2 separate regions of the Homo sapiens genome follow, and region 2 is linked to region 1. The links are chromatin loops, found by intact Hi-C in ENCODE. Cell type or tissue: thyroid gland. All regions are shown on one strand. Links, peaks and the distances in the headings refer to the core of each region. The heading gives the core; the rest is flanking DNA. Region 1 overlaps LOC105372112 (a long non-coding RNA gene). Region 2 overlaps LOC105372112 (a long non-coding RNA gene).

Region 1 (15,663 bases), core at 5,124-13,123:
GATGCCTGTGGGTAGGGCCAATGTTCATCCTTCTAGATAGATTCTTGACAGAGGTCAAGACAATTCTCTTGACCTCTTTTTTGTACATGTGAAGGTTTGTTGTATTGGTGAACTCTTGTCCCAGGGGTTTGTTGTACAGATGATTTTATCACCCAGGTATGAAGCCCAGTACCCAATCGTTATTTTCTCTGCTCCTCTCCCTCCTCCCTCTCCCTCCTCCCACTTCCTCCCACTCTCCACGCTCAAGTAGACCCCAGTGTCTTTTGTTTCCTTCGTGTTCATGGGGTCTCATCATTTAGCTCCCGCTTATAAGTGAGAACATGTGGTAATTTGGTTTTCTGTTCCTGCTTTAGTTTGCTAAGGATGACATCTTCCAGCTCCATCCATGTTCCCACAAAAGACATGATTTCATTTTTTATGGCTGCATAGTATAATATTCCATGGTGTACATGTACCACATTTTCTCTCTTTTTTTTTTTTTTTTTTGAAAAAAAATTTTTACCTTACCCCCCAGGTTTCGCCTTTTCTTTATCCAGTCTATCATTGATGGGCATTTGGGTTGACTTCATGTCTTTGCCGTTGCGAATAGTGCTGCAATGAACATTCGTGTGCATGTATCTTTATAATAGTTTATATTCCTCTGAGTATATGCCCAGTAATGGGATTGCTGGGTCAAATGGTAGTTCAGCTTTTAGATTTTCAAGGAATTGTCACACTGCTTTCCACAATGGGTGACCTCTTGTTTCTCAGAAAAAAAAAATCCCATTCTTACGGTCTGTGATCCACACCTGTTCGTGGTTTCCTGGGTCTCCAACTTCCTCTCCTCAGTCTCCTTTACCAGGCTCTGTTCTTGCATCCTAAACACTCTCTTCTCTCTCTCTTTTTCCTACATTCACTCTCAGCTGTTTCTCCAACATAATATACAAACCACCACCAATCCCTCATTCCTAACTGGACATCTTTCCTGAGCTCAACCCAGCTGTCTCCAGACACCTAAACTGAGTGGGTGAGACTTAGTGTGCCCCCCTCTCCCTTTCCTGTGCCTCAATGAGCAGCTCAAGCCAGAAGGAGTCTGTGACTGAAGTGTGTGCTTGTCTCTGTGTGGTGACTGATGAGTACAGGACGCTCCTTGGAACCCATGATTTCTTCCCCATCCTCTGAGAGCAGGTTTGGAAAGGAGAGAGAGAGAGAGATTGAGAGAGAGAAATGGGGGAGGGAGGAGAGAGGCATGAGACGGAGCAGGTTTTCTCTTTTAGAAATGAACATGTTTTATTCATGTTTGCGACTTTGTAATAATGAACGGTTGTCAAGGCAGGATGCTGGCAGATTCCTCTCCAAGAATGCCCTTGGGGCTGAACCCAAACAGGAAAATCATCTTGACCTTTTCCTGAGATTAGATCTGGGTCGGGCACCTCATCAGAGAGTTGATTTAACAGCTGAAGTCCCCTGACAAGAAGTGGTGACTGAGGGGAGGGCTGGGCAAGGAGGGAGGGTTTTTAAGGAAGGGCTGGGTGTGTGAATGTTGCCACCGCCGGGCGGGGCTCTGTAGCCCTCATGAGGGTGGACGCCATGCTCCCCATCTCCTAGCACAAAGCTTCAGGGAAACAGACCCTAGAGGACCTGGCAGGCTGGGGAGAAAGGAGGCGAGAGGCTGTAGCAGTGACATAGGCTAAACTGACCTCACCCCCAGCCGGGAGCTTGGAAGCTGCAGTGCCACGTGGGCCTTCAGGCTGCTCTGGTGGCTGTGACCACAGGCTGCGGAATGGCTTCTTGGCTTCTCTATGGCTCCTTGCTGTTCCTGGTTTTGAACAGTTGGGATGACTCCTTGGAAGGTTGGCTTGTGGCCTCTACCTTTCTATTTATTTTTTATGTTTGTATTCTTTTTTAGCCCTTACATCATTTGTAAGGCCTCTCCTTTACTAATGCGTTCTTGCTCCTTCCACCTTTCCCCCCATGTTCTTCTCTGATCCCAGTTACCTTTTCCTAGTGGAACTTGGTAATGCATCCCCTCTGGCTCTAACCTGGATCGCGTCTCCTAATTGATGTCTCCAGTTAGAGACCTCTGTCCCAAGGCTTGGCTTTTAGGAGGTTTCCTTCGCATCTTTTTCTTCTGCACAATGTTCCTTCACACAGTTATAAGACCTCTTCATGCCACGCCTCAGGCCAAATGTGTTTAGAAGCTCCCTGCAAACGTGATGGACCCATTCTGAACAACTCACTCAGGGACCTGGTGCTCTCCCAGGCCCTTCCCTATTTTAAACTTGTCTGCAGCCACAGCACCCCTGCTCTGGCCCCTGACCTTCCCCCAACTTCAGTGTGTGTGACACACACGTATGCACACTCACTCTCACAACCTTCTTGCCTGGAATGCACTCCTTGGCATCTAGTCCTGACTTCTGCATTGTCAGGTTATGCTGGGACTCCATCCTCTCTCAGAACCTCAGTTCCCCCGGAGAAAACAGAAGCTTGGACCAGATGAGCTTTACTGGGATCCCCTTCAGCACTGAGATTCTTTAACTTTGTGACTATAGCCGTCCCCCCTTATCCTCAGGGGGATCCACATTCCAAGACTTTCGGTAGATGCCTGAAACTGTGGTTAGTACCACACCCTATATATGATTTTTTTCCTATACATGCATTCCTTTTTTTTTTTTTTTTTTTTCCAGACAGAGTCTTGCTCCGTCGCTCAGGCTGGAGTGCAGTGGCATGATCTCACAATCTCACTGCAACCTCCACCTCCCGGGTTCAAGGGATTCTTGTGCCTCAGCCTCCCAAGTAGCTGGAATTACAGGTGCCTGCCACCATGCCTGGCTAACTTTGTATTTTTAATGGAGAAGGGGTTTCACCATATTGGCCAGGCTGGGCTCAAACTCCTGACCTCAAGTGATCCTCCCACCTTTGCCTCCCAAAGTGATAAGATTATAGGTGTTAGCCACCGTGCCCAGCCCTATACATGCATTCCTATGGTAAAGTTTACTTTATAAATTAGACACAGCAAGAGATTAATAACAATAAATAATAAAATAGAACAATTAATATGCCAGCATCATTACTCTTGCACTTTCCGGCCATTATTAAGTAAAAAGAAGGGTTACTTGAACACAAGCACTGATACTTCATACTGACACAGTGATATGATAAGATCTGACTGCTACCCAGACAATCTGAGCCTGATGCTAAGTGACTAAAACAGGGGGCAGCCTATGCCGGACAAGAGATGATTCATGTTCCAGGTGGGATGAAGCAGGATGGTGTGAGATTTCATCACACTACTCAGAGGGCGAGAAATTTAAAACTTTTGGATTATTTCTGAAATTTTCCACTTAATATTTTTAGACCACGGTGGACCTCAGGTACTCAATGGGAGGATCTTAGAAACCATGGAAAGCGGAATCGTGGATAACAAGGAAAGCTAACAGAGGCTGGGCACGGTGGCTCATGCCTGTAATCCCAGCACTTTGGGAGGCTGAAGTGGGCAGATCATGAGGTCAAGAGATTGAGAACACCCTGGTCAACATGGTGGAATCCTGCCTCTACTAAAAATACAAAAATTAGCTGGGCGTGGTGGCATGCGCCTGTAGTCCCAGCTACTTGGGAGGCTGAGGCGGGAGAATCGCTTGAACCCGGGAGGCAGAGGTTGCAGTGAGCCGAGATCACGCCACTGCACTCCAACCTGGTGACAGTGTGAGACTCCATCTCAAAAAAAAAAAAAAAAAAAAGCTAACGGAGAATACGGACTTGGCCTCAGATACATCTGTGTTCCTGACAGCAGCAACACAGAAACTGCTGGACAGGCCGTGTAGGGTTTGTTACTCTGTCCCACTGTGAGAGCAAAAGGTCTCGATGGTGTGGGTGTCTCTGAGTACAAAGTATGCCCCAGATGAATGGAAAGAAGGCGTGTTCCAGGGGTGTACATGGAGGCCATTTCTGGGCATTGGATGACAGCAGAAGTCAGAGTCTGAGCAGAGCTCTTCACTTTAGATGATGCCAGTGACCTTGGGATCTGCAATCTCACGCCATAAGCCTCTGCTCTCTTGTCTTAGCTTCTTATTCTGTAAAAATGGGGAGAATCTGTGAGGTTAACTATGGTAGTGTGGTGTGAGTGCCTGTCATATAAAGGGCACTCAGTAGGTATCAGTTTTCTGACCTCCTTCTGCCCATCCTTCCTTCCCTACACATTCTCAGGGAAGACAGTTTCCCCTTGACTCAGCACCAAGTTTGAGACAAGTAATCTTCTCACTTTGTGGGACAGATATTTTCTTGTTCCACCTTTCCGCTCGGGTTTAGCCCTTTAGAGACCCAGCATAAAGTTTCCTGTCTGACTACCCACTTTGGGATGGCCCCAACCTTCGTTTCCATGTTCTCCAGCTTCACAACCTCTCTCACCGATTTCCATCATCGACCAGTCCTGACCTTGTGGGTGAGAGGGAGTGCTTCCCTCTCAGGGAGGCATGGCCTCCCTGGCCAAAATGTAAACTTGTTCATTTCAGGAATTATTTTTTCTCCTCTTAAAGGCCCTGCCACGTGTGACTCAGACCCAGGGTTGTTCCTGAGCGAGACCTCAGTGGTAAATCACAAGGACTGGGCTCCAGCCCACACAGATGCTATCCTCTTTCTTCTGTGACTGTGTCTTAGCTTAAGTAGAAAAAAACAGAGAAACAAAGGCACTGTCTCATTCTGCGCAGCTGTTGTGCCCAGGGGTACTGGTCTAAGCCTCACTCTTCAAATCCCTTTGCAGCAGAAGGTAGAAGAATTTAGGCAAATAGAAGCTCCAAAGAAAATAAGGTCATGGTTTAATGACCCCAGGCTTGTCTTGAATGAGCCAGTGGGTGACGGATTTCCACATTACCTCTGGCAGGTGAGGTTCATGGGCAAACACATTAAACAGGAATGAGAATAGCATTCAGATTTCCATCATTAAATATCCATAATATTTGATCTTGTGAAAATAAACAACAAAGTGCTAGAAGAGAGGTCCTATGGAATAGCGAAAGTTGATTCATCTGGGCCAAAGGTGACCAGCTAGTGTGGCCAAGAGCGTGACAGCAGGAATTCAGGCTGCACGATGCTTCTCTGGGAGTGAATCTAGTTTGCCCAGTCTGTGTTCTGGGCCCAGAGTGTGTCCTTAGAGGGCGGCCCGTGGCCTGAACAAGAGCATTGCGGATTTGCCTGCAACCTCACCTAAATCCAGCAATTCTGAACTCGGAATAGGGAAACACGGCATCCGATTCCCAGGGGAGCTTGTGAAACACACACACACACACACACACACACACACACACACACACACACACATTTCCCTACCCATGTGGTTGTGTCTTGGTAGGACTGTAGTGTGGCCTGAGAATCTGCATGTTTACTGAACTCACCAGGTGATTCTGCCACATAGCCAGGTACAGGAACCACAGCTCTAACCCAGCATGAAGTGATCGGCGGTGGATACATCAACTTCCAAATTGGCCCCCATTCTGTTCCCTCTCTGTGCTTCTCCACTGCTTCTCAGCTGCCACGCTACGCTCTGTGTGTGTGCCCGTACGTGTGTGCATGCTCAAGAGTGTACAGTTCTCAGATCCACCCTCCCTACAATGAATGAAACTCTCCCACAGCCCTTCCCTGCCAGTTTTGAGAATCACTGCTTTCCTCATTTCCACGTCTCAGGCTGCATAGGAGAGGAAGTTCATCTGTGTGTGCACCGGGCTTTGGGATGCTGTTCCTTTGTTGGAGGGAGCAGAGCCCTTCCATGGCCTTGGGGGACATTTGGAAATGAAAGGAAAAGGTGCACCCCAGAGGTGGGGCTGTCTCTGGCCTGGACACGTGCTCTGTGGACCAACAGTTTTGCCATTGATAGGTGGTCTTACAGGGGGTTGTATAAAATTCCTCCGGAAATGCTGGGCATGGTGGCTCACGCCTGTAATCCCAGCACTTTGGGAGGCTGAGGCAGTTGGATCACAAGGTCAGGAGATCGAGATCAGCTTGACCAATATGGTGAAATCGTATCTCTACTAAAAATACAAAAATTAGCCAGGCATGGTATCGCATTCCTGTAATCCCAGCTACTTGGAAGGCTGAAGCAGGAGAATCGTTTGAACCTGGGAGGCGGAGGTTGCAGTGAGCCAAGATTATGCCATTGCACTCCTGCCTGGGTGACAGAGCAAGACTCTGTCCCCCCCCCCAAAAAAAAATCCTCTGGAAAGAAAGGTGCCGCGTTAGCTGTGAGGTGTGCCCACAGTGCCAGCCCACAGGGGCTGCTTTCTGCTTCGGGTCCTTGCCCCTTCCTGGGAATGCATGGGTAATAAAAGGAGCAGAACTGGCACTCAGCTCAGTCACTGATGACAGATGACGCTGCTTACACAGTGGGAAGGGCTCTGAGCCAGGGTGGAAGGGCCCACACCGTGCCTTGGGGGATTTACTGTTGAGGAAAAACTCGGGGGCCTTTTGTCCCTAGGGGTGCCCCAGAAAGCCTCCTCAACCCTGTTTCTCCAGGCCCACAGGCACGCCTTGCCCACTCCACATGCTTGCCTCTAGGCCAGTCCCTGCCCACTCCTCTTCCCTTGATGTTCTGTGCTCCAAGTCCCCTCTCCTTTGCCTCAGAAGACAAGCATGGGCCTCTTGTCACCTGAAGGGCTTCCTGCCCTTGCCACAGGGAGGACAGAGGTGTGTAATGGCACAAAGGGGGCATTGCAGAGCATGCGCCTTGCCTGGGTTGCCCCCAGCGTGGCCCCTGGCTCCTGACTTCCTTCCGAGATTGAAGAAGGAAGTCATGTGCACAGAGGTCAGTAACAGCCCTACCAGCCCCGGCTCCCTGTGTCAAAAATGCAACAGCTCACACCTCACTTGTCTTTCCACATCTTCTTTCCTGCCTGTCTATTCTTCTATCCTGCTGACTTTTATTTTTATTTTTTATAAAGTCCAATTAATCAATTTTAAAAAATAGATTGTACTTTTGGTGTTGTAACTCTTTCTCGTGCACTCACTCTCTCACTTTCTCGCTCGCTCTCTCTTTGAGACAAGGTCTTGCTCTGTTGCCAGGTTGAAGTGCAATGGCATGGTCATGGCTCACTGCAACCTCGACTTCCTAGGCTCAAGTGATCTTCCCACCTCAGCCTCCCGAGTAGCTAGAACGACAGGTGTGTGCCACCATACCTGACTAATTTTGATTTTTGTGGAGATGGAGTTTCACTATGTTGCCCAGGCTGGTCTTTAACTCATGGCCTCAAGTGATTCTTCCACCTCAGCCCTCCAAAGTGCTGGGATTATGCATGAGCCACTGCACCCATCCTCGGTTGGCTTTTTGAGCCTCTTTCTCTTTGTTTCCCCTTTTGGATCAATAGTGAACACGTGGGGGCTACCCTGCATTCTGATGTGGCCAATCCCTGGTCCTGGCCCCCTAGATTAATGCCCTGAGTCAATCAGCCATCCTCCAGACCATCCTCAATCTTATCCCTGGTCCTGGCCCTATCCTTTGAATCTTGCTGACCTGAGTGGAGGAAGTAGACAGGGAAGGAATCTAGCTGGGGAGGAGGAAGGAGAGGGCTTCTTCCTTGCCTCCACTCAACAGCTCTCTTTGCTATGTCCTTCGAGTGCTCTCTGATTAAGACGGCCTGGCTCAGGCCCCTCTTATACCCTGTTGCTCTCAGCATTTACATATCATGGCCATGACTTTGCAGGTTGACAGGAAACCAAAGCTTCATGTGAGCACATTCTATCATCCCAGTTAGATCAAAGAGGGCAGGAGATGCACCCTGCACTCACTAGTGCCCTGCACACTGGCAGAAGTCCAGCTGCTTGGCTAACTGGTTACTCCTGGTGAGACATTTCCTGGCTTCCTGGGAGGCACTGAAGGCAGTTTCCACCAGAGGCTTGGTCTCCAGGAAAGCCAACGCAAAGAAGAGCTAGCTCTCTTGGTGGGAAGAATTCCTGGGCTTATAAAGGAAGCATTTCAATGACCAAAGCACTCTGTTTACTCATTCATTTATTCTTTCATTCATTAATTCCTAGTAGGCCTACTCAGTGCCAATCTAGGTAATACACAGTCCCTGGGAGCTTACCATCTTGTTGGGAAGATGAGACTTGAAACAATGGGACAAGGCAAATAAGATTAAATGCCCCAGATACTTGATTTGAATCATGGATTGAGGAGGTAAGAGAAGAATGGTGGGGCTATAGGAGAGGGTAGGTGCTCTCTAGGAAGCAAGCGGTTTCCCAGCCCTGGAAGAAAGGGTAGGATTTAGACATGTAGATGAGAACATGGAAGACCTTCCAGACACAAGAAATGAGCAAAACCTCGGTGTTTTGCAGTGAGAGCAGAGGGCATTCTGGGGCAGTGGAGGGAGCTTGAAGAAATCAGTGTGGGTTCTGTGCTGCTGCCCTGGATGCAGCAGGCCGGTGGGCCATGCTGGCCATTCCAAGCCTTGTCTGGGAATTGCTCTGGTAACCAAGAATGCACTGAGAGTGACGGACGTGCTGAGGCTGCACTCCCCTCTTCCCATGCCCTATGAGCAGGCCCAGGCGGGGCCGAGGCCCCATCCAAACCACTCTTGTCTTGGTTCCGGCCCAGAAGTAGCAAGAGAAGCTGGAAAGGCAAAGCTTCTTGATTTCCACTGCTTTCTGAGCTGGCCAGGTGGAAGGCAGCCAGGGAGGAGCAGCTGGCGACAGCCCGCCTGACTGCCTCGGATGGCAGGCAGCTACTCAAGGGAACAATTGGGCAGAAGCAGGGGGCAGGGGGGTCAGGGAACATGGACCAGTGGAATTCTGAACAAGGTCAAAGTCCAATTTGGTACAGTGCTTGATTACCAATTTAAATCTCATCTTTCCTTCCAGAGTGGCTGCCCCCTGCAGGAGAGGCCAGGGCTGCCACAGGGGAAATTTGCATTTTAGGATTCCAAGTGCAGGGTGCCCTGGCAGGGCTGTACTCAGCCGGCGGTCCAACGGGTGCTCGCCCTTGCACCTGGCAGTCGCATGTTGAATATGCTCCTATTTTCCCTACTTCTGGCTGCCTGTATGCTTGGGAAACAAACACAAAACGAAAAACTCTTCTTACCTCTTGCAGTCAGGGGAGGATCCCAAAGCATGCAGGGTGGGAGGTGGTGGGGTCTAGACAGTGGGTAGTGATCGTAGGTTTTTCACACCTGAGGCTGGAAGAAAGTGCTAAGGGATTGGCAGTCAAATGGGCAGCAGGGCACTTAAGGGGGTGATGTGGAATGGAGCCCATAGAAAGAGGCAGGAATCTGGGGTGCAGTGGTGGCTCAAGGGTGGGTTCTACAGAAATGGTTGATCGATTGATTCCAGGCATGTAATTCGGTTTGAAAACAAGCTCCTCTTTGAGACTCTTCCCTTGGGGCAGTTGGTTCTCAGTCTTTGACTTCACCTGGGATGCTTTTGAAAATATTAATGCCTAATTGTTAATGGCCTGGAAATTCTTTCCTACTTTATTTTATTCATCCATTCATTCTCATCAAGAAAGCAAACCTATGCTTTTTAAAATTTTTAATTTTTGCTCCTAAAAAAGCAAACCCAAACCTGCAAATTCTGATTTAGCAAATCCACAACTTCTGTCTCTTCCCATCAACACCAGTACCTCTACCACCATTACCACCATCCCAAGGTAAGGTGTGGAAAGCTCCTCTGCCCTGGCATGTCCTACAGAACTCCCTGGGGTGGGTCTTTTTGTTACCCCTTTACCATTAAATCAACACACATTTATTGGGTACCTAAGTGTTGGTGAGAATGGCTGCACAGCCTAAAGTCTAGGCTGCTTTTGGTGTTTGGTTTCTTTCAGCTGTATAGGACTTTCTGTGAGAAGAGGGAGTATGTGGTGCAATTTGTTCATGACATCAGAGTTCATGGGGACAATGACCTGCTTGCAGAGAGTTTGCTTGCTGGCATATCCAAAGGCAATGCCTGTTGCAATCTTTTAGCTGCTGTGGGGCTGGGCATCAGGACTGGATTACCCAACACCCTGTGACCAGGAGCCTTGTGGGTACACACACACACACACACACACACACCCCCACACCCTTCCTTACCTGAGGCACCTGAAGATACATTTTGTGCATCCTGCAGTTAAGTTGATGGTCAACCAGGCCTAGCTGGCCCAGACTCCATCTGAGTAATCCTGGGACTCATGGAGTGCACTTAGATTTATTGTGGGCCCCAGGGGTTCATCACTCTCCCCTTTTCAGGTGACAATGGGGACAGAAGCTGCCGTGATGGGGACCCTCTGTTATCTTTTCTTGTCTGACTGGAAGGAGAAAGGAATGCCTGAAATCAGCCTATTGCAGAGGACAGTGGGCTCCCTCAGGACTCAGAGTCCTCAGGCTCTCACTGGTGTCCATGGCTGGCAGGATGTCTGGGAGGCTACTCAGAGATGGCCACTAGATAACCAGGCTACATATGATATTTGCTGGGACACGTTCCCCACGTGGAAACTCCAGCCCCACCCAGTCCCATTTGCCACTCACCTTGGAAGTGTTAGGAGCTTTTGTGGGGGCACATTTAGGCCCCACTGCAGATCAGAAATCCTCAGTAGCTCCAGGGGCCCACAGCGTAAAGCCCAGAGGCCTTCGGGTGCCATCCAGGACATTTTGTCATCTCCTCCCAACTGTCCTCTCCAGCCCCTTCTGCCTTTCCTCTCCCTTGGATCTTCTGCTCAGACTGGCCCCCTCTCTGCCCACCTCACCCCTGACTCACCTAGGATGTTCCCCAGGCCTTTGACCCCATGTGCCGTTAGTACCGAAGGTGGGGGAGCACTCGCTTTCTCCCTGGATGCCCACCAAATCCCGCCACACATTCTAGGACCAGTTCTAGGAAACCTGCCTCCACTGGGAGTGATTTCTGGGCGTTTCTCCAGGGTGGTGCCTTGTATTAATCACCTCTGCATCTGCAGTGGTTGGTATGGTGTGAAGAAGACTCTCAAGAAGCCCTGGCTGGATCAACACTCGCACACGAATGATCTCTGTCCTTCCTGCAGCACTCTGCCTTAGGTGTGCTTGTTTGCATGTGCGTGTATCATCTTAACCACCTCATGAGCTCACGGAAGGCACAGCCATGCATTTCACTCCTCTACGACCTCACAGGCAGCCGGACCTCTTGTGCATGCAAGTGTTCTGTGATAGATGTGTTCTGATGATAAGGAAGACAGACATTGAAAGTAGCTTTCTTTCTGCTCCCTGATTTGGACCCTGGGCTCCAGCCAAGCCTGTTTCTTCACTGTCCCTGTCACATGCTCCCTGCTCCCCTGGGCGATCACATTTGCTCATTCTGTACTCTAGTCCCTACTTTTGTCCCCAGTCCTGGTTATTGTCCCCAAGGTCAGACTGAACCCCACCTCATCCATAATCCCCACCTCCAGATCTCTTGGGACCGGAAGACTGCAAAGATGCTCAGTTCACCAACTGGAGTACCCAAGCAATACCATAGTTCTTCCTTTTCTGTAAAATGGCTCAATGCTGACTTCACATCCCCATCATACTGGGCTGTCCAGAAATTCAACCCAGGTCTTTCTTTGGTCACCCTCTGGTCCCCCACTGGGTTGGCTAAAGGCTCCCAGCCCCTCTTGCCATGGGTCCTTACTGGTCACAGTGGAGGATGCCCCTGCCTGGCAGGTGTGGCCTCTGTGGATCTACTGTGCTGTGTCTTGCTGGTCACCTTTGAGTTACGGGCTTCTGTGGTGAGCCCAGTGCCCAAGGTCCAGCCTCCCTGCTGTGCCATAAAAGCCATTCCTTCTGAGAGCCTCTCAGTGTGAGGTGCTTTCGGGGAGCAGGTTGTAAGTTTCTATTGATTTGGGGACCCACAGGCCACTCCCTAATTACTGATTTTAGTCTAGGAACATCCCACTCCTCAAGTCCCGTTCTCCTCAACTTTGGAAAGTTCAGACACCCCGCTGCAAAATTCTCCCAGGCAAGGAAATTGAAGCCACCACCTGTGAGAGCTGGGGAAGGCAAGGGCAAAGACAAAAGAGGGGCATGGGCACTAGTTCAAAAATTCCTGTGCCTGGCCCCTCTCTTCTGAGCTCCATTTGTATTAATAAACACTCTTTGAGTGCTCTTTACTTTTTAAATGCAATACTCTTGTCCCGCGAATGAAAGTGTAAATCCTGTGAGATCCATTCCCTGGTGGATGAGACCTATTTTCTCATATTTCCTCCTTAGCAACTCGTGCAGAGCTAAGTGCACGGTAAGGGAGTGTCAGGGCTTGTTGGCTGACTCTTGTGTCCAGAGCTCATCAGAGAATGACTCCGGCTCTGCTCCAGCTTCTTTGAAAGCGAGGCTTTTGCCTCGGCAGCCCTCACTGCTTCCTGTCCTCAAGAAGACATCAGCTCTACTCATAGCTGCCTCTCCTCCCCAAACTCTTCCTGCCTGTGGTCCTCTCCCACCAGCCCCACGATGTTCGCCTTGTCCTGGAGTGGGGGAAGACAGCCCACAGCAAAGAGACACGCTTCCTTCTACATCCTGGCTGGGATGCAGAACTGAGTGATGCCAGTCCCAGCCCCTTGTGCGGTAGGAAGGCTGCAGGTCCTTGGGAGAAGTTTTGAAATCCCTTTCTCTTCCTCTCCTGGTGGGACTGAGATATTGATAAAAAGTCTCAGCAATAAGGGGAGAGAACACAGCGAAGGAGAGGTCTGTAGTCACAGCTAATCTCAGGCTAGTTCTAGGCATTCTTCCTTCCTTCATCCTTTGAGCCTGACCTCCCTCCATTCCCTCCCGCCTTTCTTTCAAACTCACCTTGACTCTCTATTCCCAGCTCCCCAACTCAAGTCATCAATGTTAACAGACTAGTGCCCATCCCACTACACCTTTCTTCATACATGTGCACACAATCATACAAACTCATCTATAGGTTAACTCATGGTGGTGTATTTTTTTTTAAATAACATCATTCTATATAGACTTTCTGTATCTTGCTATTCTTGCATAACAATGTCATATTAAAATCCCTCCAGGTTAACTGGCATAAATAGTATGCCTTTTTAAATGGCTAAATACTATTCCTTGAAATGGCTACACCACCATTTATTAAACAGGTTTCTATTGATAGGCCATCAGACTGGTTTCTGTTTTATGCAATATAAACAATGCTTCTGTGTTGATTTTTTTTTTTTTTTTTTTTTTTTTTGAGATGGAGTTTCGCTCTTGTTGCCCAGGCTGGAGTGTAATGGAGCAATCTCGGCTCACTGCAATATCTGCCTCCTGGGTTCAAGCAATTCTCCTGCCTCAGCCTCCCGAGTAGCTGGGATTATGGCGCCCACCACCACACCCAGCTAATTTTTGTATTTTTAGTAGAGAAGGGGTTTCACCATGTTGGCCAGGCTGGTCTCAAACTCCTGACCTCAAGTGATCCACCAGCCTCGGCCTCCCAAAGTGCTGGGATTACAGGCGTGAGCCACCATGCCCAGGCAATTGGTGCTTTTTAATGCTATGGAATAGATTCCCATACATGATTTCTGATTAAAGGGAATGCATGAAGGTACGATTTAGGTACAGTAAAATTAACCCATGTTCATGTAGATTTCTGCAAGTTTGCACAGACACATACAGATCATAACCAACACCATAATCAAGATACAGAACAGGTCCATAACCTCAGAAAGTTACTTTTTTTTTTTTTTGTAGTCAATTTCTTCTCCATCTCCCACCCTTGAAACCACTGATCTGTTTCTATAGTTTTGCCTTTTCTAGATTGTCATAGAAATGGAATCACAGAGTAGACTTTTGAGTCTGGCTTCTTTCACTTAGCATGATAAGATCCATCCACAACAAGACTCATTCATTCATAACAAAATTCATCCATATCATTCATTTATAAAACGATTCACATTGTTGCAAATATCAGTGATTTGTTTCCTTTTATTCTGACTAGTATTTTACTCTATGGATGTACTAATGGATTATTTATCCATTCCTCAGTTGAGAGACACTTGTGTTGTTTCCATTTTTTGACACTTAAAATAAAACTGCTATAAACATTCATGTAAAGTTTATTTATGTGGATGTATGGTTTCATTTCTCTTGGTTAAATTTCTAGAAATAGGATTGCGGGGTTGTATGCTAAGTATATATTTAATTTTACAAGGAACTGCCACCTGTTTTCTATGGCTGTACCACTTTGAATTCCCACCAGCAGTACATGTTGTTCTGTGTCCTTGATAGCACGTGGTGTTGTTATTTTGATTTTAGCCATCCTAGTGTTTACTGGTATCTCATTGTGGATTTAATTTGAATTTCCCTAATGACAAGTGTCATCAAACATCTTTTCCTGTGCTTAATTGCCATCTATGTTTCTTCTCTTTCTCAAAGATTCTTTTCAAACCTTTTACCTTTTTTCTTTATTCAACTGCTTGTTTTCTTATTTGAGAATTCTTTATGTAACCTGGATACAAGTTATTTATGTGTTTGCAAATATTATTTTCCAGTGTGTAGCCTGTTTTTTTTTTCATCCTCTTAAGTGTGCTTTTAAAAAGTTTTTAGTAAAGTCTAACAACAATTTTTGTCTTCTCTGGATCATAGTTTTGATACAGCACCTGAGAAATATTTGCCTAACACAAAGTCATGGAGATTTTCTTGTATGTTTTCCTCTGTGTTTTATAATTTTAGGTTTATAGTTTTTGATTTTATACTTTGGCATATGATTCATTTTTAAAGTGAATTTTTGAATAAGGTAGGCTGCATGGGTTGAGGTTAATTCATTTGCATATGGACATCCAATTGTTTGACAACATTGGCTAAAAGGATCATCTTTTCTCATTGAGATGACTTCATACCTTTGTAAAAAATCAACTGACCATATTTGTTTGGGTCTATTTCTGGACTTTCTAATTTTTTCCATTAATATATATGTCTATGCTTTCTCTAATACCAGATATTTTTTAGTGTATTTTTTTTTTTTTTTTTTGAGACGGAGTCTCGCTCTGTCGCCCAGGCTGCAGTGTAGTGGCGCGATCTTGAGTTACTGTAAGCTCCGCCTCCTGGGTTCACATCATTTTCCTGCCTCAGCCTCCTGAGTAGCTGGGACTACAGGCGCCCGCCACCACGCCCAGCTAATTTTTTGTATTTTTAGTGGAGACAGGGTTTCACCATGTTAGCCAGGATGGTCTCAATCTCCTGACCTTGTGATCCACCCGCCTCGGCCTCCCAAAGTGCTGGGATTACAGATGTGAGACACCGTGCCTGGCCTTAGTGTACTTATTTTTAATTTTAATAAATATATTTTTATAAAGTATTGTTCAATTGCTTTCCAAATAGGCTGACCGATTCTTCTTTTCAATAGAATATATGAAAGTGTCCTATTCCTACATATTTTTGAGCAAAGGGTATCATCACACATTATTTTTTGCCAGTATCCTGGGTTAGAAGTATCTCAGCATTACTTCAATTCTGAATATTTTCTTTTAATTAGTCCTCTATATTACACTGGGGTAGAGAGAGGCAGAAGGAAAGAGCAGAGGTGAAGTTAAGCTTACAACATAAGCCTACTGTGACCCACAGTTTGTGCTAGGTCTTTTTTTCTATGTTAGATTTTATTTTTAATTTGAACACTTTTTTGATTTAATTTTTTTGTGTTAAAATATATATAACATAAAATTTACCCTTTTAACCATTTTTAAGTGTACAATTCAGTGGCATTAAATACCACACTCACATTGTTGTGCAACTGTCACCACTATCC
Region 2 (15,663 bases), core at 5,191-13,190, 75 kb after region 1:
AAGTGGACAAAGAAACACAAGAGTTTTTAAGGAGATATTTGATATAGACAGCAGAAGTTGGCTTTTATTATTTAAAATTTCTGATTTAGTTTTAATGAGAATTTTTTTTAAGACAGGGTCTCACTCTGTCACCCAGGCTGGAGTGCAGTGGTCTGAAAGCAGCTCACTGCAGCCTTGACCTCTGGGACACAGCGATCCCTCTGTCTCAGTCTCCCAAGTAGCTGGGACCACAGGTGCGTGCCACTGTGCCCAGCTAACTTTTTTATTTTTGTAGAGATGGAGGTCTCACTTTGTTATCCAGGCTGGTCTTGAACTTCTGGACTCAAGCAACCTTCCAGCCTTGGCCTCCCAAAGTGCTGGGATTATAGGGGTGAGCAGAGTAAGCATTTTTAGAAAGAATTTTATTTTACCATTAATTATTTTGTTTCCATTACTTTGCTTTTTTCTTTCTTTCTTTCTTTTCTTTTCTTTTTGGAGACAGGGCCTTGCTCTGTTGTCCAGGTTGGAGTACAGTGGTGTAATCATGGCTCACTGCAGCCTCAAACTCCTGGCCTCAATTGATTCTCCTGCCTCAGCTTCCCAAACTCTTGGGATTACAGGCGTGAGCCACCACGCCTAACCTACATTTCTTTATGCAAATTCAAGTTTTATTTCCGTATCACGTTCCTGTACCTGAATAACTTCTTTTAAAATTTCTTGTGTTGTGAGGTCTGCTGACAATGAATTCTCTGTTTTTGTCTGAGAAAGTCTTTATCTTTCCTTTATTTTGGAAGTGATTTTCACTGGGTATAGATTACTGGGTTGACAGTTTGTTTCTTTTTTCTTTCAGTGTTTTAAAGCTGTCACTCTATCATCTTCTGACTTGCATGGCTCCTGACAAGAGATCTGCTATAATTCTTTGTTCCTCTGTATATAATGTGTTTTTTCATTCTACATTTTTTTTTATTTTCAAGATATTCTCTTTTTTATTTTCAGCAGTCATAATATGGTATGCCTAGATGTGTATATGTATGTGTATTTTCTGGTGTTATTTAACCTGGTATTCACTGAGCTTTACGGATCTGTGGCTTAGTGTCTGTCATGATTATTGGAAAATTCTCAGCCATCATTTCTTCAAATATTTCTCCTATCTTATTCTCTTTTTTCATGTATTTCTTGGACTGTAATTACATGTATATTAGGATCTTTAATATTGTCCTGAAGCTTTCGGATGTTCTGTTCTCTGTTTTTCCCTCAGTCTTTTCTTTGTGTTTCAGTTTGGGTAATTTCTATAGCACTATCTTTAACTGATTCTTTCCTCAGCTGTGTCAATTCTATTAATGAGCTCATTGCAGACATTATTTCTGTTACTGTGTTTTCATTTCCAGCATTTCCATAGATTCTTTCATATAGTTTCTATATTTTTGCTGAAAGGACCTTTCTAATCTTGCATATTGTCCTTCTTTTCCATCAGAGCCTTTAATATATTCATCATGATTGTTTTAAGTTCCCTGTCAGGTAGTTTCAGTGTCTGTGTTGTATCTGGTTCTGTAGAAGCTCTTCTGTTCTGTTGATGGCTGTGGTGTGGAGCTAGTGTGTAGTTCTGGGCCTGGAACATATTCCTGCTCCTCCCCCAGGGTACAGGTTCTTTCTCATCCCTTACTCCAGGTCTAAAGGGTTTCCACTGGTGCCTTCATGGCAATGGTGTTGCCCTTTCCTCTAGAGATCAAAGCTTTTATCCATAGGGGAGTTGGGAGAGAGACATCTGGGTGGGGTTTTGTGTCCCTCCTGCTGTGGCTGCTGTCCCAGTCCCTCAGGCCTGTATCATGAGGGATGCATTCTCGTACCCTCCCCCACCCGCCTGGGGTCATGGGGGAAAGCCTGGAAAAGGGTGCAAACTCTTGCTTCAGACTTCCCACTTTCTTGCCCACCCACACTCCATCCCTACCAGTTCATTAAGTATTCCAGCTGAATCCCACACTCCATCCCTACCAGTTCATTAAGTATTCCAGCTGAATCCCACACTCTATCCCTACCAGTTCATTAAGTATTCCAGTTGAATCCTTACTGCTGTGCATCTGCGGGGCCCCAGGTGCACCAGTGTTCACGTCCCATCTCTTCTTGTGGGCACCTGTCTCTTCTTAGATTTCAGGATAGTTGATTGAACCTGAGCTCTCTGATGGCTTCAATGAGAGCTCTAAACTTGCAGGTTTTCCAGCTTTTTTGTTGTTGTAAAGGTGTGGGCAATGTTCTTTCCAGATTGCTGCATCTAGAGCAGAAACTGGGAGTCAGAATTGAGTTAACTTAAAGGAAAAGATAGGGAAAAATCAGTGTTTGTGGACTAAATTGGTAACCACTTCTCTTGTAGGATATTGCCATTAGGTCCTTCTAATCCTGTGAGGTAAGTAATCACCATTCCCATTTACAGATGAGGTTCTGAGAGGATGAGAAAGGATCTGGGGTTCCTCTCTGGTCCTGCCTGATTGCATGGGAACAGCTGCCCTCTGCTGCCTTCTGAGGCTGTGAAGTGCGAGTGTGAGATTAGAAAGGAACCTGTGGAAGGGGGCGGCGTGGCCCTCTGTCCTCAGCCTGCAGTAAAGCCAGCTTGCATGGACTGGGCTTGGTGAGTTTAGGGAAATGAGGGAGGAACTGGCATGGCTTGGGTGGGCTGAGATTCTGGCTGGGACTCACACAGGGACTCAGCAGGAAGTAGATTGTAGGGAAAAATAGCACTAATGGCTGGAGAGACCTGGATGGCTTTCCAGCGAGTCCCTTGCTGCCCATGTGAGAGACATCAGAGTCCTCACAGCCTTGGAATGTGGCTCAGTCCCAGGGCCGGGATGGAGTGTTTGCCAGTGTCAGGGAATCCAGACTTGGCCTTGTGTGTGGAGATTGGCGGTGGGGAACTGTGTATGGGAAAAGCACAAATGGAGATGGAGCTGCTGGGGAATGACCCCGAAGCTTCTGCTCAGTCAGAGCCTGCTCTCCCTCCCTCTGAAGCATTCCCAGGCCCACATGCCAAGACAAAGGATAGGACTGTACCTCCTTCCTTACTCACAGACACACACACACACACACACACACATAATCCTTTTGTGACTTCCCTTTGAGGTTTTCAATTATGTATTTATTCATTCATTTATATATTCCTTTATTCATTCAATAAATATTCATTACTGCCAAGTTCTGCACCCTGGGTAACCTGATCTTCCTGAGTGAAGGGGGTAGGGATGTGGAAAGCTTGCAGCTTAGTGGCCCTTGGTGCTCTGCTCCCCTCAGAGATGACCCGAGGAAGGGCCTGAGTGTGGGAAGGAGCAAGGATCAGTTTTCCCGAACCCCTTCAAGTAAGTAATGCACAGGTGTTACCTGGGTGGCTTGCCAGGTGCCAGAACCCTGCTGGGGGCATGCACAAGCTTCAGCTTCAAGCACACCTCTCCCTACACAAAAAACCACAGATCCTCAGCATGCTATTAGCACTGTGCAGTCCTGTCCTAACCTCCTCCTCCTCCTCCTCCTCTTCCTCCTCCTCCTCTCTCCCCACCCCCAGCAGACCAGTCTGCTGGACCGCTTGTTTGCAAGGCTGGTCTTCCACTTCAGGCCTCTAAGCTTGCCTTCTTCCCCTCTGTGCATCCAAACCGCCATGCCCTTCAAGGCTCAGCTTCAATGCCACCCTCTCCAGGAAGCCTTCTCTGAATCCTCCAATGAGAATTAATCAGGCTAACATTTTTTTCTTTTTCTTTTTTTTTTGAAATGGAGTCTGGCTCTGTCACCTAGGATGGAGTGCAGTGGCGTGATCTCAGCTCACTGCAACCTCCACATCCTGGGTTCAAATGATTCTCCTGCCTCAGCCTCCCAAATAGCTGGGATTACAGGCATGCGCCAGCATGCCCAGCTAATTTTTGTATTTTTAGTAGAGACAGGGTTTTGCCATGTTGTCCAGGCTGGTCTCGAACTCCTGACCTCAGGTGATCCACCCACCTCAGCCTCCCAAAGTGCTGGGATTATGGGTGTGAGCCACTGCACCCGGCCCAGGCTAACATCTTGACTGTCACATCAGATGGCTTGTACCTCTCTCACACATGTGCCTCATTTGGTCCTGTCTTGCTAGAGCCTGACTCCCGGGTTGTACTCAGCAACAGAACTGTGGCCAGGCCATCTCCGGTATAAGCCTTTCCGGGTCTTCCTATTGCTCTCAAGATCAAGTTCGAACCTGCATATCTCGTGTGACCTCACCTCTCTCTTCTGCCTCATCTGTAACCTCTTGAGAGCAGGGACTAGGGCATAACATGTTTTATTCCTGAGAGTTTCTAATACATTTCCTGGCACATAGTAAATATATGTACTCAATAAATATATGTCAAAATGAAATGAAATTCTAGTTGAATAATTGATTTCTACAAGCCAAGGATAAGCCTGCTTCCACATAGGGAAAAAACAGACTGGCCTGATGCTCCCCCTTCCTCACTCCATATTTCTTTAGTGTCATTCAGGAAATAAGTTTTGAGTTATAATTATTTGGCAAAATATTCAGATGAGCATCAGTCATGAGTTCTATAACCAGCAAATTCTCGACATCGGCAATGGAACCGCTGCTGGTTGTTTCCCGTCTTTTTTGGAATAACAACAAAATTTTCTGCCAGCCTTTGTCATGGACAGTCTGTTAAGAAAGCAAGTAAAAAGTCCCTTTGTTGTTTTTCAGGTGTCTTGGGAAGAAGGGTCCTTGGAGCCGAAGATGATTTTGGGGAGTGAAAGAGACCGCCTTTTCCTGGTAATAGCAGAGCCAAAACTCCAGCCTTCAACCCACAGACCGGGGCCTGTCCCCAGGCATCGCCACCCACCCCATGGCCTCATCGTCATCTGTGACTTTTGCCTCCCTGCATCTCAGTTTCCATGCCTGTCAAGTGGAGATATAATACCTCATTCTGGGGAGATACAATGAAGCACTGCTGGTAAAAAGTACACGTGCTATACAAAATTAGGAAATCCTTGTCACCAGACTTAGAGAAAAATACAAAGTGGAGTTGACTCCCAGGTTGGAGACACAGCTTCCCAGGTAAGGACATGGCTCAGTTTTCACCACGCTGAGCTGCTGCCTGAACCCAGGGTGTTGGAACCCGGGGCTGGCCTCTCAGCCCTGGCCACACGTGCTGGGTTTCAGGTCACGCATGCAGCCAGTTCACCACACCTCCGCTCACCCAGCGAGCTGACTGAAGCTCTGCCCTGACAGACTTCTGTCTGCTCGAGCCATTTTGTCTTTCTCGTTCTCTCATGAAAATGCCAATGCTGGCCAAAGACAGAAGCAACCAGGGTCCCCTAACTCTTAAAGGCATCAGGATCACCTGGGGATCTTATTAAAAAGGCAGGCTCTGGGGTCCCTAACTCAGAGGTTCATGGTGGGTCAGCTGTTGAGGTGGGACCAAGGGATGTGTGTAGTTAGCAGCTGCTCAATTTGCTAGGGAGCCAGAGAGCAGGCCGCTGTGGAGGAGCCTTATGTCTGGATCAAGAAAGGGGCCCTCGGAGGGGAAATGGAGCTCCAGCAAAGAGATGCGCAGCCAGGATTAGGGGTACGAAGCCGGGATGGATGGAGTGACTTCCGCAAAGACAAGTCAGGGCTTCCTCCTGGGCTTAGGCCGGAGGAGTTAGGGGAGTGACAGCGTGGACCCAGGAAAGGGGAGCTCAGAGGGGCCAAACCTGGAGGCCACCATGCTGCAACTCACCTCAAACAGCTGGGTAAACTGAGGCAAACTAGCTCATCCCCTGTCCTCAGGATGTAGTGCCTAGGAGCCTGCCAGGCTGGAGGGCCTGGAGGAAGAGCCTTTCATTTTCCTTGTAGGAGCAGTGAGATGAGGCTGGGCCCTGAGAATCCTTCACTCTCTCCCTCTCCTGGAGGGCAAAAGACAGGCCTGATTACCTGTCCCCTCCAGCACTGTTTGGCTCAGATGTATGCTAGCGGAGCGGGGAGTGGGTCCACTGGGACTCCTGGAAGACCACTTTGCAGCTCTGGAACGTCCCCTGGCAGTGCCTTCCTGACCCCTTGGCCTCAATTGTCTGCTCTGTCCGGCTTCATGGGCTTCTAAAGGAAATGTCTACATATTTGAGACATGATTCTATCTGATGCCAGCCTGATACTTCCAGCAGCTTCTTCACTCCCCAGAAGCTGAAAATGATGACTTGAAGAGGCCATGGTCACGGGCCTGAACCCAGGCCTGGGAAGTGCAGGCTTAGCATCTAGTCCACTAACCTTGGCCATGGGCTATGGCAACCTTGGTTTTCATCATCTATAAAATGATGGGGCTGGGGAGAGTAAGAAGGAGAATTCGACTTTCAAACTTTTCTTTTCTTGACTGTGGAAACCTTTCTTCAAGAAAAGCTGACAGAGGAAGCAAATATCTGAGGATCCTCTTGGAGCTGCTGCTGTGTTTGAAATGGGAACTGGAACATCAGGCTCCACGCTCCTTCCTCAGTCTAGGCAGAAAGCCCAGGGCTCTTTTGGGCCTGTTGTGTTTTGTATGAGACAGGGTCTTGCTGTTTCGCCCAGGCTAGAGGGGTGCAGGGGCACAATCATAGCTCACTGAAGCCTCAAACTCCTGGGCTCAAGGGATCCTTCTGCCTCAGCCTCTCAAATAGCTAGGACTACAGGTGCATACCACCACACCCTGTTTATTTTTATTTATTTTTATTTTTTGTAGAGACATATGTTGGCCAGGCTGGTCTTGAACTCCTGGCCTCAAGTGGTCCTCCTGTCTTGGCCTCCCAAAGTTTTGAGATTACAGGCATGAGCCACCATGCCTAGCCCAGGGCCTATTTAAAAACCCGTGAACGTGGCCCAGCCATCCTACTCCTACGTGTTTACCCAAGAGAAATTAAAACATATGTCCACACAAACACTTGTACACAAATGTTCGTTGCAGCCATTTTGGTAATAGCTCCAAACTGGAAGCAACCCGAATGTCCATCACAGATAAATGGATAGACAAATTGTGGTATGTTTGTACAATGGAATGAAAAAGAACCAATGAAATGAAAGGGGATGGATGAACTATGGATGTGTGCAGCAACATGGATGAACCTCAGAATCATGATGCTGAAGTGAAACAAGTCAGACCAGGCCAGGCGTGGTGGCTCACGCCTGTAATCCCAGCGCTTTGGGAGGCCAAGACAGGAGTTAAGACCAGGAGTTCAAGACCAGCCTGAGCAACATACATCTCTACAAAAAATAAGAAATAAAAATTAGCTGGGTGTGGTGGCTCATGCCTATAATCCCAGCACTTTGGGAGGCCAAGGTGGGCAGATTGCTTGAGGTCAGGAGTTCAAGATCAGCTTGGCCAACATGTTGAAACCTCATCTTTACTAAAAATACAAAAATTAGCTTGGCGTGGTGGCACACGCCTGTAATCCCAGCTACTCGGGAGGCTGAGGCAAGAAAATTGCTTAAACGTGGGAGGCAGAGGTTGCAGTGAGCTGAGATCACACCACTGCACTCTAGCCTGGGCGACAGAATAAGACTCTATCAAAAAAAAAGGCAAAACATTTTTTATTTTATTTATATAAAATTCTAGAAAATTCCAACTAACCTACAGCGACAAAAACCAGACCATTGATTGCCTAGGGATGGGGTGGGGAGGAAGGGAAAAATTACAAAGGGGTATTAAGAAATTTTAGGAGTGATGGAAACTGTTTTACACCTTGATTAAGATGTGGTTTCATGGGTGCATACAAATATCAAAACATATCAAATTGTATTTTTAAATATGTGCAGTTTATTGTAAGTTAATTATACCTCAGTAAAGTTGTAAAAGAAAGAAAATGCCAACAGATTTTTTCATCTTAGAGAACTAGCTTAAAAAGCACAAAAATTCTCACCAGGCTGGGCACAGTGGCTCACTCTTTCAGTCCCAGCACTTTTTTTTTTTTTTTTTGAGAGGGAGTCTCACTCTGTCGCCCAGGCTGGAGTGCAATGGCGCGATCTCTGCTCACTGCAACCTCCACCTCTAGCGTTCAAGCGATTCTCCTGCCTCAGCCTCCCGAGTGGCTGGGATTACAAGTGCCCACTACCGCTCCTGGCTAATTTTTGTATTTTTAGTAGAGACAGGGTTTCACCATATTGGTCAGGCTGGTCTTGAACTCCTGACCTCAAGTGATCTGCCCACCTTGGCCTACCAAAATGCTGGGATTACAGGCGTGAGCCACTGTGCCTGGCCCAGTCCCAGCAATTTGTGGGGCCGAGGAGGGTGGATCGCTTGAGCCCAGGAGTCTGAGACCAGCCTAGGTAACATGGTGAAACCCCGTCTCTACAAAAAATACAAAAATCAGTCAGGCATGGTGACACTTGTCTGTAGTCCCAGCTACTCTGGAAGCTGAGGTGGGAGGATTGCTTGAGCCCAGGAGGTCAAGTCTGCAGTGAACCATGATGGTGCCATTACACTCCAGCCTGGGTAACAGAGTGAGACCCTGTCTCAAAAAAAAAAAAAAAAAAAAATTCTCACCAAATCTAGTCCTGTGAGGGTCTCTCCAGAGACCTGTGACCAATATTGAGCCCAATTCCTGTCTTGCTAGTGTTCAGTCACCCAGCTGGGGAGAGGCACTGGAGGTTTCTGGAAAGGTACAGGTGAAAACCCCTTTACCCTTTTGCTGTCAAATAGCATGAGAACTCCGTCTTCTATTTTCCAGTGGCTGCAAAGCAAGAGTTCCTTAGTTTCACGTTTGCTATATCCTCACCCAGCAGGGCTGGTTGTGCTCCAATTAATGAGCCTTCACAAAGCCCAACACTCTCCTCTCCACTCCCAGTTTTGTTCTTTAATCTTCAGATTGTCTTTTTGCGGGGCTGGCTCCCACCTGGGGCTCGCTGAAGACAAGCACCCTGAGGACCTGTCCCCTGGGAGCTGCTTCTCCGGGAAAGGGGCCACAGTAGTATGGGCAGCAGACTGGGTAGGGGCGCTAGGTTGCAGATTTTCCAAACATTTGACTGAAATGAAAAAAAAAACAGACTTGTGCTGCCAGGTATAAAAGAGAGAAGCCAGGCAGGCATCCGTCTCTGCCAGGAGCCTTTAAGTGCTTGGCAGAGACTCAGAGATTTACCAGGAAAGCACTAATCAAGTGCTTTGGTTTGATTGCTTTGTTTTAAAAAGTCCTTTCCTAGTACCTGTATGTGCTGAGTGCTGTGCTGGGTGCTGGGAACTGTGCAGTAAGCTCATGATTGAGTGGGCATGGTCCAATGAGAGATAAGCCCGGGGGCTGTGGGGCATCATGTGGGTGAAGGCGGTCATGTGCTACTTTGAGGCCACGCCAGACACTTTCTAAATTCCTGCATTCTTCCAAAATGTTAGGAATTAAAGCAAGGGGAGGTTCTCTTGGCCCAGAATCATCAGGCAGGGAGGACGTGGGAAACCACGAAGGAGAGGAAGAAATGGTCAGCCCAGAGGGAAAGCCAGAAATCAATCTAGTATGAGAAATAGAGTTTAATCTGATTGGCCACAGTGCTCAATATGACAACAATTATGTAAAAGTTGAATACAAAACAGAAATATGTGAATTCCGCACAGATATATCCACTATTGGAAATGCATATGAGCTATCTATGGGGTATGCCTCAAACTGAAGATAATGGTTACGTTGAGGGCATGGCGTAATCAAGAAGGACTTTTGCTTTATCTATATTGTTTGAATATTTTATAATTAACTTTCCAAGATATCTGTGAATTTTTCTTTTATGTACTTTTTCAATTTTTTTTTTGCTTCTGAATGACAAATACGCCATATTTTTCAGTTTTCTTGTATTTTTTTAAAAAATCTTTGTAATTTTTTATTTTTGGTGGAGATGGAGTTTCACCATGTTGGCCAGGCTGGTCTCAAACTCCTGGCCTTAAGTGATCCACCTGCCTCAGCCCTGCAAAGTGCTGGGATTACAGGCATGAGCCACCACATCTGGCCAATTATAGTAAAACATATATAACATAAAAATTTACCATCTGAACCATTTCTTTTCTTTTTTTTTTTTTTTTCTGAAACGGAGTCTGACTCTGCCACCCAGGCTGGAGTGCAGTGGCACGATATTGGCTCGCTGCAACCTCCATCTCCCAGGTTCAAGTGATTCTCCTGCCTCAGCCTCCCAAGTAGCTGGGATTATAGGTGCCCGCCACCACGCCTGGCTAATTTTTGTATTTTTAGTAGAGAGGGGGTTTCACCATGTTGGCTAGGCTGGTCTCGAACTCCTGACCTCAGATGATCTGCCCACCTCAGCCTCCCAAAGTGGGATCACAGGCATGAACCACCGCGCCCAGCCCATCTGAACCATTTCTAAGTGAACAGTTCAGTGGCATTAAGTACATTCACAATGTTGTGCTATTATCACCACTACCCATCTCTAGAGCATTTTCATCTTCCCAAACTGAAGTTCTGTATCCATTAAACACTAACTCCTCATTCCCCTTTCTCCCACCAGCCCCCTGGCAACCACCGTTCTGTTTTCTGCCTCTAGGAATGTGACTGCTCTAGGTATCTCATGTAAGTGGAATCATAGTATTTGTCCTTTTGTGTCTCGCTTACTTCACTTAATAAAGTGTTTTCAAGGTTCATCCATGTCGTAGCATGTGCCAGAATTTCCTTCTTTTTGAAGGCTGAATAATATTCCACTGTGTGGATATTCCACACTTTGTTTATACCCACCTCTATTGATGGGCATTTGGGTTGTTTCCACCTTTGGCTATTGTGAATAATGCTGCTATGAACCACGGTGTGCAAATAGCTGTTTGAGTCCCGTTTCCGATTTTTTGGAGGAACATACCCAGAAGTGGGATTGCTGATCATATGGTAATCTATGTTAAATTTTTTTGAGGAGCCAGAATACTAGCTCCCACAGTAGCTGCTCCATTTTGCATACCCACCAGCAATACACTAGGGCCCCAATTTTCCCACATCTTCGTCAACACTTGTTATTTTCTGTTTCTTTGGTTACAGCCATCCTAATGGATGTGAGGTGGTACCTTATTGTGGCTTCGATTTGCATTTCCCTAGCAATTAATGATGGTGAGCATATTTCATGTGGATCCGTAAATTTTTAGTAATATTTAAAAGATTTCAGCAGGCCAGGCACGGTGGCTCACGCCTGTAATTCCAGCACTTTGGGAGGCCGAGGCAGGTGGATCACGAGGTCAGGAGATCGATACCATCCTGGCTAACACGATGAAACCCCATCTCTACTAAAAATACAAAAAATAATTTAGCCAGGTGTGGTGGTGTGCACTTGTAGTCCCAGCTACTTGGGAGGCTGAGGCAGGAGAATTGCTTGAACCCGGGAGGTAAAGGTTGCAGTGAGCCGAGATCGTGCCGCTGCACTCCAGTCTGGGTGACAGAGCGAGGCTTCATTTCAAAAAAAAAAAAAAAAAAGATTTCAGCAATAGAGAAAAATGTAATGGAATATCTGGAAAACCTTTATACATCCATCTTACCTCTTGAAATGTTTCTGGTTTTCAACAAACATGATGTTTTGTGCCTTCCACTGTGTGGAGTGGCTCTAGATGGTGGTGTCATCAATAGCCACCCGCTCATCTCAGACTGCTTGACCTTGAAGCAGTTTCTGGAAATGCCCCTGAACAGCTGTTGATGAATCCACATGGTTTAAAGAGACTTGCTAAAGGTGGGTGGGTGGTCTGGCTGTCTTTACTTTATTGGGTTCCTTGTTTACAGAGTGAGCCCATAGTTTTTTCTCAATGCCCACTCGTCCCCATCTCTAGTCAGCTCTAGTAGCTGCTTTCTGATCCAGAGAGGAGACATTTGTAAGATGCAGCCCAATTCAGAGTGAACATTGAGACTTCTCAGCTAAAATTTGCAATCTCTCAGACTAAAAAGCTCAAGCCATTTTGGTGCTATGACTCATTCTTGAAATAACACATTTTTACATATTTTGATCAAACTGGAATTCAAGCTGAATATTGCTCACCTGTAACACCCTTTCCTATTTTACTGTTTTCAAAGCCTAGCTCAGCCTCCTGGGGTAAAGTGGTGTTTATTAAAGATAAACATTTAAGTTCCCCTTTGGGTTCCCAGAAGGCACAGATCATTATGGTGGGGGGTTCCTGGCTGGGGAAAGTGCCCTCAGAGAGCAACTTACTCACAATCTTACTATGGTTGTAATTCAATTAAAGAAGCTTCCAGGGCCCACCTTTGTGGGCTTTTACCCTGCTATTTCTTCTGTCATCTTTTTTTTTTCTGGCAACTCCCAACATTTATTTGGTGTAATAATGAAAATGATACAAAAAAAAAATCAGGGATTGTTTGACACTTTTTTCCTAAATGGAAACCTTCACCGAAAGAGGATAAAAGATTTACAGGTAAGTTCTTTCTCCAAAATTAGTAAATGACCTCAGTTTTAATTCTTACTGAGGTTACTAAGTAGCTATCAGTATATTATTTTCAACTTGTGTCTAGGAGGGAAATTTTTATGTAGCGGGAGGTAAGGCATTAGCAGAGAAATCAAGTTGTCAGTTGGGAGCCAGCCAGCTTCTGCCCTGCAGTTACTGCTAGAGCTTCACTGAGCTGCATATACACAGGCCTGTTTCACAGTGGGATTGAGGAGAGGCTGAATGAATGGCCCTTTGCTAAGCTGGTGGGCACTGCAAGCTCTAGCGTTTACTACCCACCAGAAAGGCAAAAGGTGAGGTCTTTATGGGAAAATCTGATGCCCCCAGCTCCTATGATGTCTGTAGCCCAGAATCAAGTCACCCAGCACTTGGTATAATGTTGAGGTAAGTGGCCTAGTGAACTGCCATCTTTTCTGTCTGGCAAGTGGTCACCCAGGCTGGAGTGCAGTGGCGCGAGCTCGGCTCACCACAGCCTCCGCCTCCCCGGTTCAAGCGATTCTCCTCCTTCAGCCTCCCCAGTAGCTGGGATTACAGGTGTGCACCACCACACCTGGCTAATTATTGTATTTTTAGTAGAGATAGGGTTCTACCATAGGTCAGGAGAGTCTCGAACTCCTAACCTCAAGTGATCTGCCTGCCTTGGGCTCCCAAAGTGCTGGGATTAAAGACATGAGCCATTGCACGTGGCCCCTGGCTAATGTTTTATCTGCTCTTCAAGACCCTGCTGAGGCCCTGTCTCCTTGTACAGTCTTTCTTGGCTCCCCTGGGCAGCTAGAAACTCCCTCCTCTGGGCCTCTTCAGCACCTCGAGAGCACTTAGTCCATCCAAGTGGGGTCCAGTGTTGATATTTTCTCTCTCCCATTAACCTAGAACCCTGCAAAGTGTCTGGCACATCACAGGCCTTCATCAGTCTGTGAATGCTTCTCACTTCTTGCTGTGGTTTCTGACGAGGGGGAACCAGGCTCCCCTAGTTTGCACCCTGGTTTTCTTTGGAGGATATGAGGCTGGAGAGAGGATACCATTAGTGCCACTGAGGGGGATGCATGCTATTCCTGTTCCCGTCTTCATAGGAAGATGCTCCCAAGGACAGCTCCTTTTGCTGGAGTTTGGAGTTGAAGGGGGAAGTATGGGTTTCATACCGAGAAAAGCCACACACCTATAATTGCAGGCACTTTCCCAGAAACTTGAGCCTGACCCCAGGACTGCACCCTGCCGAGCTCTGCTGGGTCACAGCCAGCCTCTGCATTTCCAGGAGGGCTTCCTGACTCTGGGGAAACATGGGCTTCCTGATGCGAGGGCAAAAAATGGGTTAGGGACTGCCAAGGGGACAGCTAAGGAGCTGAGGAGCCACTGATGTGCCAATTCCTTCTCTGTGCAGGTTTTATAGGGGAATGAAAGTCAAGAAAACAGCCATTTACAAATGCATGTGTATGTTCACTGGAGCACTATTCACAATAGCAAAGACATGGAATCAAACCAGGTGCCCATCAGTGGTGGACTGGATAAAAGAAAATGTGGTACATGCACCGTGGAATACTATGCAGCCACGAAAAGGATGAAATCATGTCCTTTGCAGCAACATGGGTGCAGCTGGAGGCCATTATCCTAAGCAAATTAATGCAGGAATAGAAAACCTAATGTGGCAGGCCAGGTCTCACTAACACAGTCCTCCATAACAACTGTTTCAGCACTGACTGAGTGGTTAAGTTAAATATTAAAAGCTGAAAGAGCCAGTGTCTTTCTACAAAGGCTGGAATGTAACAAAAGCTCACCAAGAGTTTTGCCTAGGCCTTTCCTGGACCTTGAAGCATAACAAGATAAAGAAGGAATCTTTAACAGGACCCATTTAGGATTAAACACGTTTTTATTGAGGGTCTGAAGAAACTCCCCAGACCTCCACAAACAAGTTTATTAGGGGTCTGAAGGAACTCCCCAAACCTCCACGGTTTAGCAGGAGACAAGATAAGGGTAATTACCCCTGGCACCTGCACCCATCTAGATTAAGTAAATTTACTGAGGCTCCAGAGGAAGGTCTTCAAGACTCAGACCTTAGTTATAGATTAAAAGAAGTTAATCACTTAGGTCTTTAGATGAATGCACACTTACACATGGACATGTAACTTAGAAGATATATAAACTTTGTAACTTTGAGTTGGTCTGGCGATAATTTCCAGGCCTTCTCCCTGTAATTGGTTACAGAAATAAAAACCTCTCTTCTTTCCCAGTTCATCTACATCTCATTATTGGCACACGAGAATAAGCAGCCCAACCCTTGGTTTGGTCAAGGAACAATAATGCTACATGTTCTCACGTATAAGTAGGAGCTAAACATTGAGTACACAAAAACATAAAGATGGGAATAACAGATACTGGGGACTGCTAGAGCAGGGTTGGGGGAAAGGGGCATGGGCTGAAAAACTCCCCACTGGGTACTTTGCTCACTTACCTTGGGACAGGATCATTCATGCTCCAAACCTGAACACCATCCAATATACCCATGTAACAAACCTGTACATGTACCCCTAGAATCCAAAAGAAAAGTCAAGAGTTAAGAAAGCCACCATTTGTGGAATGTCTGCTGGGCACCTGCCCAGAGCTCTAGCCCAGTTTTCTGTGCCTTTGCCTACCAAGAGCCACTGGCAAGGCTGAGCCATGAAGATGTGGCAGCCTTGAGCCTTTTTCAGGTTTCTTCTAATAGATGTGCTTTAATTTAAAGAACAAAATCTCTCTCACTCCCTCCTCTCTCTGCATTTGGAACACAGATTCATCAAAAACCTTTTAACATAATCCAGTGGTGGCTTTAAGTTATTGGTGTTAATGATTATTCTTTTTAAATTTTTTTAAATTATACTTTAAGTTCAGGGGTACATGAGCAGAACGTGTAGGTTTGTTACATAGGTGTGCACATGCCATGGTGGTTTGCTACACCCATCAACCTGTAACCTACATTAGGTATTTCTCTTAATGCTATCCCTCCCCTAGCCTCCAACCCCCTACAGGCACCGGTATGTGATGTTCCCTTCCCTGTGTCCATGTGTTCTCATTGTTCAACTCCCACTTATGAGTGAGAACATGTGGTGTTTGGTTTTCCATTCTTGTGTCAGTTTGCTGAGAATGATGCTTCATCCATGTCCCTGCAAAGGACATAAACTCATTCTTTTTTATGGCTGCATATTGTTCCATGGTATATATGTGCCATGTTTTCTTTATCCAATCTATCATTGATGGACATTTGGGTTGGTTCCAAGTCTTTCCTATTGTGAATAGGGCCGCCATAAACATGCGTGTGCATGTGTCTTTATAGCAGAATGACTTATAATCCTTT

Evidence for each region. A loop is a pair of places that touch in the nucleus more often than their neighbours do. Peaks named below come from ENCODE experiments on the same cell type or tissue, not always from the same donor. Only the 100,000 strongest peaks of a DNase experiment are listed, where the experiment ranks them.
Region 2: a loop joins it to region 1, with 2.3 times the contacts of the local background. A loop is called at or near these places in 2 of 110 quality-filtered maps.

What each region holds. Positions count from the first base shown.
Region 1 is chr18:49,620,549-49,636,211 of GRCh38, forward strand. The region is part of intron 1 of LOC105372112 (a long non-coding RNA gene); the gene reads left to right. Among named protein-coding and RNA genes, the nearest start is that of LIPG, 66 kb to the left of the region's middle. In thyroid gland, for the core only: a CTCF peak has its summit at 8,816 (motif pointing left); DNase peaks (open chromatin) are centred at 7,773, 8,573, 10,802 and 12,213; H3K27ac peaks cover 4,130 bases.
Region 2 is chr18:49,695,326-49,710,988 of GRCh38, forward strand. LOC105372112 (a long non-coding RNA gene) reads left to right here. Exons shown (of 5, transcript XR_007066363.1): 3 at 4,679-5,032. Among named protein-coding and RNA genes, the nearest start is that of ACAA2, 110 kb to the right of the region's middle. In thyroid gland, for the core only: no CTCF peak of the experiment used is centred there; DNase peaks (open chromatin) are centred at 8,266, 9,186 and 12,496; H3K27ac peaks cover 4,689 bases.